2 separate regions of the Homo sapiens genome follow, and region 1 is linked to region 2. Evidence: chromatin loops called from intact Hi-C (ENCODE). Cell type or tissue: Calu3. All regions are shown on one strand. Each heading gives the region's core, and the rest is flanking DNA. Links, peaks and the distances in the headings are about the cores only.

What was found. Hi-C counts contacts between places; a loop is a spot of excess contacts. Peaks named below come from ENCODE experiments on the same cell type or tissue, not always from the same donor. Only the 100,000 strongest peaks of a DNase experiment are listed, where the experiment ranks them.
Region 1: it touches region 2 in a loop (13-fold over the local background); 13 of 110 quality-filtered maps call a loop at or near these places.

Annotation. Positions count from the first base shown.
Region 1 is chr4:104,062,637-104,067,038 of GRCh38, reverse strand. No RefSeq gene overlaps it. Among named protein-coding and RNA genes, the nearest start is that of LINC02503, 100 kb to the right of the region's middle. In Calu3, for the core only: a CTCF peak has its summit at 1,877 (motif pointing left); a DNase peak (open chromatin) is centred at 1,838.
Region 2 is chr4:104,449,285-104,453,686 of GRCh38, reverse strand. No RefSeq gene overlaps it. Among named protein-coding and RNA genes, the nearest start is that of CXXC4-AS1, 39 kb to the left of the region's middle. In Calu3, for the core only: no CTCF peak of the experiment used is centred there; no DNase peak of the experiment used is centred there.

The DNA.
Region 1 (4,402 bases), core at 89-4,088, 390 kb after region 2:
CAAATTCTTAGTATTAAAAAAATGAAGTTGATATGATTGATTAAAAACAAATTATAAATTGAAAAACCATAAATTTATAAAATAAATTAGAAAAATGCAGTTATTAAAAGAAAACCTTAGAGATGCTGTGTCTGATTAATATTTGTATACTTTCAATCTTTGTACACTTTTGTGGCAGAGATTGCTAATTGCCTTATCAATATTCATTACCCTTTTCTTCTATTAAAAAAATAGGCATTATAATTGAAGCTATGGCAACGAACCATGACATTTCCAGTCTCTTTTCTTGCCGGGTAGGGTCACATGACCAATTCTGGCCAATGGTATATGAGAAAAGTTGAAGTGTGCAACCTCTGAAACTTGCTTGCCCTCAAAAGAAAAGGAGCATACAAAGTATTTTCTTCTTGTTTTACCCTTCCCACAGGCTGTAAGGTAGATACTAACTGATTTCAAGCAAGCTGATGAGGTAAGAGTCTAGAGATGGCAGAACAAAAGGAATGAAAGTGTTTTGTGTCCCTGACACCTCTAGGGCACCTTACCAATCCCAAACCACCAGAAGAGTTTCATCACAAAGAAATTAATATTAATCTTGTTTCAGTCAATATACTTTAGGATACCTTGTTACTGTGGCTTACACTACATCCTAATGTAACTTAATTTTAGTACTGTGAAGAATGTGATTTCTCATAAAGTTTTTAGGATGTTTGAGCATGGTCATTCTTGTGTTTTTTCCTCAGTAGACTAGTAAGTGTCAGTAGTATTTTAGAACCAGATTTGTCTACAGTTTATTTCACGCTAAAGCTCTGATAACTGAGATATATGCTAAATATAATTATTACTTTGTAAAATAGAAGTGATACGATAAAATAATTTTTATGTTTGTCCAAAAATGTTTGCCACCCATTAATGATATCAGACCGTACTGATGAAAATTTTGTTAATTTGAAGAAACTTTCAGGCATTTCTTCGCCCCATCCTCTCTTACACCTCTCTCAACGGCTTGCTAAGAATTTTTACCACGTATTCGTACATTTACAAAATAAGAACTTTGACAGCACAGGAATTGCAGACAATGAAGGGTGTATTCTAAAGGCCTTTTCAGGATGCATAAGCTTCTCAATGGTAGAGCAAGTTTTATTCACTGTCATTCTACATCAGATGTAGAAACATAGTTGGTATGAAACAGTGTAATGTGATTTATTACTATAAAAGAAATTATAGCATAAATATAAGGGGTGTTGTTAAAGTATTTAGATATAAAACTACTTATTTTGCTTCTGCTTTGACTTTCTGATTTCTTATAATGGTGTAGTCTATAATTCCTTTCACTACTCTTTCTCTTTTCGTGCATTATCCCAGCAAGCTTTTAAGTTATCTATTGCTAAATGAGAAATATTTAGTAGCATGCGAGACAGTCACTGTTCTTTTTATGATAACTAACCTTCATGTAAAAATCTCCTTTTCCAGGTTTTTGTTTATTTCGATTGTAACTTGCCTTTGAAGCTCTTCACTTGCTTAATAATGTTAGTTCTTTCTGAGACATAAAACAAACAAAAAACATCCCGCAAAAAAGAGCCTACTTCCTTTGTTTGTGTTTTAAATAACTAGGCATTTGTGAGGCTTTTAAAAACACTATTTAAGTTTCTTAATAATAAAATTCTTCTAAGATTCCCATTTACTTTCCTTTTAGATTTTCCATGGTACATGTGATGCTGTATAATAAAAGAATTGGAGGCAGGATTTCTAATGAGTTAGATTGGATTGAAGCATGACAGGGACAGGGGTTGTCTCTCAGAACACTTCTCACAGGCTGCAGGCTCTGAGGCCAATACTGGGAGGGAGCATATCAGGAGGGGTCTGCCCCCTGGTGGATTCCAGCAGAGAATTTCTGATTATGTCTATTATTTCAAAAATAGATCTTCTCTTCCACTCCCTGACGTTTGTCAAATTTGAATTCTTGTGTGTTTCTGAAGCTGATAATATTAATTTTAATCTCTAATACTTGTTCTCATCCAGACAACTAAGAATTAATTTGGAAGTCCCCACCCAAAGAGGACAGAGGATTTGCCTGGAAAAAATTTTTCCTTCCCTCAGGCAGAAGAAAACACAGGAAAACAAATATGATCTAGCCAAAGCTATCCCTGCCTAGACATAGGTGTGTCTGAGCCAAGCAAGCATGTGGTCTCATAAAAGGTTTCCGAATGGAAGTGCTGTGAATCGCATCATACATAAGCGAGTCAGTTAATTCCCCACGGCTCAAGACATCCTCTCATTGATTTATGATGATTCTGCAGCATAGCCCACTAAATTGCTGAGGATATGCAGTGAACTCGGAGAGCTTAAAGAAATCTGCCTCATGGACAAACCTTATTTTTTTTTAATAAAAATGTTTTCCACACTCAAGATTCTACCTTTTTTTCCTGCCTGATTTTAAAATATGTACCTGAGTTTCAAGTACAGTTTGAATCATTCAGTATGCACTTTTATTTTTATAAGCATCAATATTTAAAGAAACTACTAATCTTAAGGATGATTTCTTTAGGAAGAGTTATTTTCCTTTCCATCCTTTTCCCCTTCCTCTTTGACATTTTCTTTTCTACGCTTCCCCAAACATTTCTCCTTTCTAACTTAAATTTCTTTTTCTCTTTAGAGATCTAGCCTAATTGCCCTCTAGTTTTATAATAAAACAACTTCTTCTTGCCTGGAATGGTTTTCCTAATGCCTATAAATGTAAATAGCTTTTAGTGCCAGTATACTAAGTCTGTGGCTGAATGTTATACAGCCTACGATTATCATACCCCATACCTGCTTCTCAAATCTGCAGGAAATACGCTATGTCGCTATTTGAAACAGTTCTACTAAATCAGTTTTTCAATTATAACATATTTTTATACATTCAAGGCCTAGGAAACCTTACATTTAACTTAAAGAAATAGAATGAACCATTAAAGCCACAGCAAAATTTACTAGTTTAATGATGGCATTTCAAAAATTTGGTAATATGAAATGAAAACATGGACTGAAGAAAGAAAGTTTGATGATGAAAAAACAATGGATTTCCTATTCCCTAAATAGGCACAAGTTAATATTTTAGCTTTATAGAATTATTCACATTTTTGCAGCTTTCTTCTGTCTCAGCTGTTAATTAGTAGGAATAGAAATCACATCTACCTTTTTTACTCTTTGATATGGTGTATTTTATTAGTTTGAAAGACTATTAACTAGGCAATGAAAATGCAAATTTCATCCTATATAGCATCTTTCAGCCCAGAATCTAAAAGTCCTGGCTGCTTTCTTTTTTCTTCCTCACTTAGCTTTGTGCCTTGAATGGCATCTACGTGGATTTGAAAGCACTATTTTTGCCTTTACAAAACCCTGGAATCGTCCCTTGCAATCACAGGATGCATGCACTCTCTAAATAAGTCCCTGTTTTCTAAAGGAGATATTGCTTCAGGCTGTAGGATCTTCACATTGAACAAGGCACAAAGAGAAATGGACCCTATGTCTAGGCCATTCTATTCAATCATTCATTTTCAAGAAGGACAGACAAGTCAGGCAAAGGAAGAATGAACACATAAGCAAGCAGAGTACACTTGCTTTAGTTTCTATTTAGGAGAGTACACACAGGATTACTTTCATAACACACATCTTTGTCTGAGTCATAGCATTTAAAAACATTGGTAACAAAAGAATAAGGCTTTTATTGTAAGCTTTTATTTTGTCAACATATCACAACTAACCTGGCCTCCAGAAATATAAAGATATATAATCCAACAGGAAAATTTTTTTAACGTTTGATGTCATTTGTGTGAATAAGAGTTGTGTTTTTTGTCCAGTTTCAAGTATAACATATACACTAAAGCAAGATGCCAAAACTTTTCATATTATGTAAAGAAACATTGTTATAAAATAGTAGCCTAAACCAGGTGCAGTGGCATGGTGAGGTAGTCTAAGTTAAACTGGAGGCAGATGTGGGAGCATCACTTGAGCTGAGGAGTTTGAGGCCAGCTGGGCAACAAAGCAAGAACTCGTCTCTAAAAAATGAAATGAAACAAAGGAAAATTCCAAAGGCTCCAGAAATTCTATTAATAGGGCAGGATACAAAAAAATCAATGACGGAAGAAGGTTGTATAAAGTCAAATAATGTTTATTTTGATCGCTCAAACATTGATATCTATCAAAGCTCTCCTATTAACATAAATGTATAAGATGAAATATATAAAATAAATTCAAATATATTTTTATAAATATCTATCAATTATATATTAATAACCATATATCTTAGAACTCAACTAGTTCTGCTCTTTAATAACTGTATATTTTAGAAATCAATTAATTCTGTATCTGATGAGCGGGATGCCAAAAATTCCCCCAAATAAAATAAGATGTTATTCCCACATTT
Region 2 (4,402 bases), core at 292-4,291:
TTTTGTTTTGTTTTGTTTTGAGATGGAGTCTCACTCTGTTGCCCAGGCTGGAGTGCAGTGGCTGGATCTTGGCTCACTGCAGCCTCCGCTTCCCGCATTCAAACAATTCTCCCTGCCTCAGCCTACGAGGTACCTGGGATTACAGGCACCCACCACCACACCCAGCTAATTTTTGTATTTTTTATTAGAGACGGGGTTTCGCCATGTTGGGCCAGGCTGGTCTTGAGCTCTTAACCTCAGGTAATTCACCCGCCTCGGCCTCCCAAAATGCTGGGATTACAGGCATGAGCCACCGTGCCTGGACTGAGCAGCACTTTTCTTTTCTTTTCTTTTCTTTTTCTTTTCTTTTCTTTTCTTTTCTTTTCTTTTCTTTTCTTTTCTTTTCTTTTCTTTTTTTCTTTTCTTTTCTTTTGTTTTCTTTTGTTTTCTTTTCTTTTCTTTTCTTTTCTTTCTTTTCTTTTCTTTTCTTTTCTTTTTTTTCTTTTCTTTTCTTTTCTTTTTCCTTTCCTTTTCTTTTTTTTCTTCTCTTTTTTCTTTTTTAATTTATTTTTTAGACAGAGTTTCACTCTTGTTGCCTAGGCTGTAGTGCAGTGGTGTGATCTTGGCTAACTGCAAGCTCTACCTCCTGGGTTCAAGCAATTCTCCTGCCTCAGCCTCCTGAGTAGCTGGGACTACAGGTGCCCACTGCTATGCCCGGCTAATTTTTTGTATTTTTAGTAGAGATGGGGTTTCACCGTGTTAGCCGGGATGGTCTTGATCTCCTGACCTCGTGATCTGCCCACCTCGGCCTCCCAAAGTGCTGGGCTTACAGGCATGAACCATGCTCCCGGCCAAGCAGAACATTTTTATGTACACTGCTGTGACCATTTATTTAGCACATCGATGGTATAGTGATTGAGAACATAGATTTGGGAGTCAAATTGCATGAGTACAAATACTGCTGAGCTACATACTAATCATGAAATTTCAGATGAATTTACATATGTGATCTACTTTTTCATATTTAAATTGATAATAATAGTTACACTCACAGAACCATTTGGAGAGATTAAAAAGTCATTCATGGAAAAGCTCTCATTACGATTATGTCCACAGTTCAGTTATTCAACAAAAAAAGATAACTTGTTTCTTTTTTTCATAACTGAACTCATTGTTTTCATGTTGATCTTTCATCCTAGCTGGTGTTAGAAATGAAATCTTAGGTAATTCTGTTTTCCTCAGTTAGCACAGTGATTTTGAGGCCTATTGTTGAGGCTCAGAAAATGATACCCCAAAACACGGTGCTTTGGCATGCTGAACCAAAGAGGCAGCCTTAAGATCTCTCTCTGACTTCTCCCAGGCCCCCTGTCTCTCTGATGCTCTTACTTTCCTGAAGCACCAGGAGAAACTTTCTCTGGAATTTCCTTATCTGACTAGGTAATTAACTTTCCTAAAGAAATATAATTGCATTGAGACACTGCTTCTCTAAGAATCTCATCAAAACAAACAAATAAACAAACAAACAAACAAAAAACCAGGAAACAATAATCACTGGAGAGAAGATAACTAAAAGTCATCACTACACCCAGACAGATTTTCATCTATTCTTCTGAGAGCAGCTTCTTCAAGAGACTACCTAAGAAATCGTATCTGCATAAAAAGACAACCTTTGTTCCTGTGTAGTTCCACCTCTAGGTTTCCCTAACTTGTCAGTCTCATCCAGCTTCCCAAGAGTATTATTTGCAAAATAAAGTCTCTCTACATCTCTCCCAAATATAGAAATTTTGAAAGCCTCAGCCATATGGCCCCTCTTTAAAACCTATATTTTGTGTATGGCTCTATGTTAGTCTGCTTTAAATACATTTTGTATGCCTTTTTCTCCTATGAATCTGTCTATTGTCAGCTTACTTTCAGCAAACCTCTAGAGGGCAGAAGGAAAGCATTGCCTTGGCCCTTTCACTATCTAGAGTCAGACTTCCGTGGTTCAAATAGTAACTCTGCTATTTCTAATTGAGGGACTTTAGGCAAATTACTTCTCTGTGACCTGGTTTTGTCATCACAAAATGGTGAAACTGAGTGATAATTCCTTCATAATCTGGTTATTACTCAAATAAAATTTGGTAAGAATAATGCCTGGCCTTATTAAGTGCTTGATCAAGGCTAGATCTTACTATTCTTATTTTTAGGTTTAAATAGGTCCCATCTTGGTTTGGGTATCTCAGTCCTATCTAGGCATTTAATTATACCTTCCAAAGTTAGGGTAGATCAGAATTAGGGGTTCTTTCCAGAAACCTACCAGCATCTAAGCCCTAGCTTCCTCCTGGGTTACTTTTCATTTCACTTAGTGGAATCCTTGTGTAGTCTGTGTAGGGAGGTCTGGTTCTTTATTCCTTGTTTATGGAATAAACCTTATGCCTTTAATGGTTCAGGGCTTAGCTTCTTCCACTGCAAAATCCTTGCGTTTTGAGATTTAAAGGCTTTGGGTTTTGAAAATAAAGAGGGTTTTCTTTGCATATTGTGATATCTCTCCCCTAATGTGGGCAGGAGAATAGGAAAGGGGACAAAAAGTAAGATAAAATATATTACAGGAAGCACATCATAGTTAATATCTCAAAATATTATTCCTCTACAATGTTTCTATTGAGGGTCTTCTCTGTTCCTGAAGTTCCCTTTGGAACCAAGCAGAGTTCTAAGTTGCAATCCAGAAGGCTGCTTTTCTTAGAAGCACTCTTAAGTCACTTCAATTCAGAGTGATTTTTTTCTTGTAACTGTATTATGGTGGTCTTTATCACACTCATTTAAAATAGCCCAGTATATACTCTATTTCTTCCACTGGACTATATACTCCTTGTGGGCTGAGAATAAACCTTATTCATTTTTGGAACCTGTATTCTCTTCTGTGCCTAACATAGGACCTGACACATAGAAGCACTTGAAAATGTTGATCATACTAATTAAACAAATTACAGGAAACTGGCTACAGCAGAGGCCTAGAGTTCTGTCTGAATCTCTGCCTACACTCTCTGGTATTCTGGAAAAGCCTTATCTATTACTGTGGATCATTGATATTGATGTAACTAGATACAACATATTAATCTTTATTTCAGTTTTAGAAATAATAAGCAGTCTATGTGCCAGCCATTTTGCCAGGCTCCAGAGAGGCAAAATTTAATAAAACCCTGCCATCAAAACTAGAGATTTTTTTAAATGAGCAATTTAAATGATGTATATGTCTAGCACAGAGCTTGACGCATGATACCTGTGATAACTTCGTTGGAGAAGGAATGAATAAAGAACTCTGATGGAGTTATATGTGGAGGCCTAGAGCCTTTTGTTTGTTCCATGGAGGTCTTGAAGCAGGTTGTAACTAAGGTGAGTCTTGGAGGATGGATAGAAGTTGAGCAAGGAAAGAAGTAGAAGGGCAGGCTTGGCAGCACAAGCAAGAACAGAGTGGTATCAAACAACAAAATTATGCATTTTATGTAAAAAATCAGATTTGTTTATATTTTAGCCAAAATACATTTTCTTTGCAACATAGCCTCATGGTTTAGAGTATAAGCTCTAAAACCAGATAGCATAGGTTCACACCTCAGTTCAACCACTAACTTACTCTACAGTCTTAGTTAAGTATTTTAACCTCACTGTGTCTGGGCACTTCACCTGTAAAGTTGGAAATAATGTCAACTTCTTAAGGCTATCTTGAAGTTCAAACAAGACAATGCATTTAAAGTAGTCAAAATATGTCTAACAAAAAGTGCTCAGTTAATTTTAGCTTTACGAAGAGAAATATTGTGTGTGTGTGTGTGTTTCAGAAGATGTATTTCCCATTTAACATCATTGCAATTCTCATTTTCCATCCAGAGATTCTCAGGAGGGAGATGGTAAGAAGTAAAACTGAGTAGAACCACTTGGGGTTCTTTAAAAACAACGTATCCATTTGCTTATCTTCCTACACCTGAAACTCAGAAGTAACGTCACTGCTAAAGTGAGTCATTGTTAGTGAAGAGGGAGTGTAGTGTGTCATTTTATGCAGGGGCATTGGCATAGAAGATGGCTTTGAATTAATTTTATGGATGTTCTAGATACAGAATATATACAGTTCAGTTCTAGATTAAAATAGCTCAAATATTTGACTTCAAGTTTCTTCATATTTTAAAAGTTTTGTTGCAAGAACTATGAAAATCACCAAGGAGGCATATCTAGTGCCCTGAGCACACTGTGGCATCAATGATTTCTACTTAAGTACTCCAGAATTAATTCATTATTTTGCTTTTTTTCTGATTAAACAAGGATGTTTCTCAAACATTTTCTACAATTACTCTAGAGAAAATAGAAATAAAGAATAGAAATAAATAAATAGAAATAAAGATAGAATTATTTGACTCAAAAATCATACTTTTCAGAGTTAAGGCAAAGATATTCC